Linked DNA regions of Homo sapiens: region 2 is linked to region 1. A link is a loop called in an ENCODE intact Hi-C map of the cell type or tissue named here. Cell type or tissue: mammary epithelial cell. All regions are shown on one strand.

Region 1 (2,500 bases):
AATAATAAAAACTGAGATGATGAAAATTATAAAAATCAATTAGTGCCAGATGACAAAAATTCAGTCCAAGTTCGGGTAGATCAGAATATTTATTCACCTAGTATTCTTAGTTCCTTGATTGGTTGTTTAGTTGGTTTCAGCAGTTTTTAAATTAACTTTCATTATTCTGAATATTATTTTAATCTCTTATAGTTGGTGATGGAATATTGCTTAGGCTCAGCCTCTGATTTATTAGAAGGTAAGAAAGAAGGAATTAAACTCTCCTTTCTGTTTTACTTTGATCAGAATGTTATCTACCGCCATACTAAAGTGTAGTTTGGGCAGTCTAATTGAATGATGGCTTGAGCTTTAGGGTGGTGTGGATAAGCCATGCACACTTCCTCTCTTCAATGCCACTGAAAGTGTCTGAGTGATGTTAGCAGTCTTCCTGCTGTTTTAGTTCATGGCCCATCCAGGGCAGGTACTACCAAAATGTTTGGCTAATGTGATATGGTACATGTAGCCAAAAACATCATATTCATGGGTATATGTGAAAGAGAGGTAGATAGTCTCACGTTATATTGATGTTAAACCCTTTCAGAAATCTTGACTGACCCCATTCCTCTCTGCAGATGCTGCTATAACCAGAGGCTGTGTTAAAAATTTACTTTAAAAAAAATATCTTGAGCCAGGCACAGAGGCTAACACCTATAATACCAGCTACTTAGGAGTCTGAGACAGGAGGATCACTTGAGCCCAGGAATTCAAGGCTGCAGTGAGCTTTGATTGAAACACTGCACTCCAGCCTGGGTAACAGAGTGAGACCCCTGTCTCAAAAAAAAAAAAAAAATTAAATCACTGTTGATCTCTGAATAGAAATTGCTTATTAGCTTCTTTCACAAATAATGAAAACCTGTAGTTTGAAGGGGTAATTAAAGATGGCTTTGTGGCAGAGGAGGAAAATGTAACCTAGAACACTCCAGACATTGAAATGTTGGAAGGGACTGGTTAATTTGGGCCTGGTTAATTGGAATCAGTGTGGCTTGGCTTGCAACTGATAAGTAAATTAACAATGCATCATTTAAGGAATATCAGGCTTTCTTTGTTTTATTTTTGTTTTGAAGGGTCATTTGTGTTTATATACTTGGGTTTCCTGTTGTCTGATCACTTATTATCTTCTATAGAAGATCTAGGTGAATGTGTTCCCAAATTGTCATGTGAGAAAGTATGTAACCCAGTCTGGTATAGCTGTATAAAATAATAAAATGAGGAATGAAACTGATCATCTACTGACTTTTTTTTTTTTCCTTCCTCAGTTCATAAAAAACCACTTCAGGAAGTGGAGATCGCTGCCATTACTCATGGAGCCTTGCATGGACTAGCCTACCTACATTCTCATGCATTGATTCATAGGTAAGATTAGAGACCAGTTATGTTTCTTTTCAGTTGCAGGACTGTCTATTCCAGGAACCTTGAAAATTAGTGCATGCTCCAATTTTTAGGTTGCCTAAGCATTCATGGGAAGCAAATAGATTGCTGCTTCTGGATATAAAGGATAAAGTTGCCAGAATTTAGCTTCTATCTCTTATTCTCTCCTACGTATCCACAATTATATCATCTTTGTTCAGTAGGTAACTGTTCTCCAGGCTAAATGTTGCAGGGAAATTTGAAAAAGGGCCCACCAATCTTTAGATACTGTGTCATGAAGAAAAGAAAAGAAAATTAACCTTCCTTGCATATATTTATCTGTTAGCAGAGTTATTGTCCCTTTCCTATTACAAATAACAAGCTAGTCTTATATAAATATATGCTATTTTATAACTTTAAAATATTTCTCATTTCTATAGTTCATATAGATACTTAGGAAGATATTATCTTTACTGTATTTTGGCATATGAAGAGACCAGGGCTCAGAAAGACTTAACTTGCCCAGAGTTTCACAGAATTTAAGTAATATGTTAAGGATTGAAACTCAAGTTTCTTGACTCCTATTCTAGGGCTTTTCTCTGCCTTGTATTTTCTCTACCACAACCACACTCTCCTCCCTGCAACCTCCCTCCCTCCATTAACTTCTAGAGAAACATGTTACCAATCTTTTCTTCTCTCAGTAATGAACTTTTAGTACAGTTACATTAATGAATGAGGGGAGGAGGAGTGAAATATTAGGTATGAAGAATCTGAGATGGCTCACAAATGAAAGAAAACAACTGGCATTTACTAGGAAGAAGTGAAACTATTGGGTTATGGTTCCTCTTTTGCTTCTGTTTTAATCACCCCAGTGTAGCCATGACCACTTACTGGTACCACAAAAGCAGAACTTCCTAAAGATAGGCAGACCGAAATCCTGCTGGGAATTAAGGACAAAGAGTGAACCTAATCATGTTAATAAATACTGATTAAATAAAATTATCATAATGTCTATGGATCTGACAACTTTTTGTAAATATATGTCTTTGGTACCAAGGTGTTAATACTACTGCCAACTTGCTTGTGATTATTTTGCCTGCTCTCATTTAAAGCT
Region 2 (2,500 bases), 52 kb after region 1:
ACTATGGGTATGGATTTTTTAATGTATATTACCAAGTACTACAATTCTACCCACTATATTATTTTAAAGCCTAATGCCAACAGTAGTGTATAAATGAGGACACTGGAATATCATAAAATATTTAATTTTTAAAAATATATTATGAATTCTGTTGTGTTTTATGGACCCCAGCTCAAATGAAAATGACTAAAATGACATAAAAGTAAGAGCAAGATCATGGGAAAGTGAAAGTCCAGTATAATAAAAAATCAAGTCATTGTTGAAACCTTGCCTTCTCATAGTTGGTGGCAATACTATATTTATTTATTCATTTATTTTGGTTTTACTCGTTCTTTAACATCTTCTAGTAGAGGCGCTAACAAGTCACAAAGAGGTCCAAAGGTGAACAGGGAAAAGGAATTTAGAAATTAGTTTTTCAATAACTAGATAAATAAATGATGAAATGCATATTTTAAATTTACTTGCAAACTGACAAAGATATTAGTCTTCCTAAAATTTGTTTATGAGCCTACTTCTTCAACATAAGCCTAAAAGAGGCCTGGCTTTGTGCTTTTCCCCCTTAGTATCACTTTCAACATTGTGCTTTTGAATGAGGTTACTGACAAGTATATGAAGAAGCCCATGGGCATTGGGTCTGTATTGCTACATGTCTTTATTATTTTGGCACCTTATAACTGAGATTTTTGTATTATGCACTGCTGCACAGTTGGATTTGTAACAAAGGATAAGGAAGGACTATAAACTTTGATACCAGATGAAATCCTGAGAAAACTTTAGCATTGTAACTTTTTATTACAATTGTATAATTTTTATAATTTTCTAAGGGCAGAGATTATTGCCCTTATTTTGAAGAATTAGGAAAAGGAAGGGTATTTCATGGCATCTTTATTTTAACCTTTCTTTTCCTTCTTCTGTAAGGAAGTTCATATTGGGCTCATGTGTTATCTGGAAAAAAGTTGTTTATATAGTTCTGCAGAATCACTAATCTGACTTCTTGGGCCTTTGAGATGTGCCTTCCTTGAGTTTTTATGGAGAGCCTCATATTTTAATTATATTAGTGATTCATGAGGGTGTTTTTAGCTGTTGCTACATCTGATGTCATTTCTTCTGAAAACTTTGTAGTGTCTGGGGCTCTTGGCCGTTTCTGTGATAGAGATATTAATATAAAGAGCAGTGTATCTATCAGAGTTCAGCTTTTGGTTTTGTGAAGGAATTCTCACTGCCCCTCTTCCTAATGTGTGTTCTAACACAAATTCACCTGTGACTGCATTACAGAGGCGAATTTATGTTAGAACACATGTCAGGGAGAAGGGTGTGATAGGGGAATTCCCAAGGAGGCATGTAGGAGAAAAGTATTATTGTTCTATTCATGCAAATATAGAGTCTTTTACTTCGCTTTGCCAGATTCGATAGAAAAGCTCATAGAGAGTCTTCATTTGGAGTTTTTAAAATGCACCCTAATAATTCAGCTAATTGTGAAATTGGATACGTGAATGAATTTGATACCTAAAAATAAAAATATGAGAGCCTCAGCAGTAAATGCTACTGTTTCATCCTGTTTCTAAATGCTTGAAAATGTGTTCTCTTCCTGGACAGTATACCAGAGGATGCTTATCAAAATATTGCATATCTCTTTACTTATTCTTGGCTTCTTAACTCACTAAGGTCATTGCTGATACCATTTCTCACTTATGCTGTCCAATCTACATGCCCAACCCATATGGTCAAAGTCTGTCAATAAATGTGTATTGAATAAATGAATGAACGAATGAATGAGGTCACCTCCAGCCTTGCTATCACATGAGAATTTGGATTTATAAGTTTGCATTTCAGAATTCCTCATGTAACATATTCTTTTATAAATGCAGAATTGCCTGTTATCAGTCATTACTTTTAGCAAAAATTTAAAAAACAGTTTTTCCTTAGGTATTCTAAAGAATAGAATGTTAAGTTTCTAATGCCAAAATGTGACTCACTGTATTCTTTTTAAGAACTTGCTATAAATTTCATTTGTTCTAAGTGCTGAGGTGGCCACTTTTATCATATGCATCATTTTGATTCCTACATATTATTAATCTTGTAAGTTGGCTTTGATCTCTTAAGAGGGTAACATCATCAGCCACCATGCTCTTGTTTTATGTTCAGGAAGTTGCTTATTACCCTTCTAGTGCAGTGTTTTGTACACAGTAGGGACACTCTGCACTTCAGATGAAGTGGTTTGTTTTAGGGCCGAATTTTGCTGGAATTAAATAAAGTAGCATTGAACAGCTATAGGAACCTTTAGAAAAAAAGTTTTGGTCTTCCTTTTCATGGCACATTATTTATTATTTGTTTATTTTTCATATTCTAGATACATGAAATAAGTAATAATTCAGATTCAGAAATTATACATAATTTTATAATCCACAACCTGGATACAGCTAGTTTTTTTTTTTTTCCTTAAATGTGCCCCTTCTTCTGGATCCACTTGTGCTCTGTGTCTCCATCACCAGAAATACTA

Evidence for each region. A loop is a pair of places that touch in the nucleus more often than their neighbours do. Peaks named below come from ENCODE experiments on the same cell type or tissue, not always from the same donor. Only the 100,000 strongest peaks of a DNase experiment are listed, where the experiment ranks them.
Region 2: a loop joins it to region 1, with 2.1 times the contacts of the local background. A loop is called at or near these places in 4 of 110 quality-filtered maps.

Annotation. Positions count from the first base shown.
Region 1 is chr12:118,236,965-118,239,464 of GRCh38, reverse strand. TAOK3 (TAO kinase 3) reads left to right here. Exons shown (of 21, transcript NM_016281.4): 6 at 193-238; 7 at 1,296-1,392. Among named protein-coding and RNA genes, the nearest start is that of PEBP1, 100 kb to the right of the region's middle. RefSeq lists enhancers at 1,895-1,944, 2,085-2,154. In mammary epithelial cell, no CTCF peak of the experiment used is centred here; a DNase peak (open chromatin) is centred at 1,364; H3K27ac peaks cover 1,664 bases.
Region 2 is chr12:118,185,042-118,187,541 of GRCh38, reverse strand. The region is part of intron 14 of TAOK3 (TAO kinase 3); the gene reads left to right. Among named protein-coding and RNA genes, the nearest start is that of PEBP1, 50 kb to the right of the region's middle. In mammary epithelial cell, no CTCF peak of the experiment used is centred here; a DNase peak (open chromatin) is centred at 1,311; H3K27ac peaks cover 665 bases.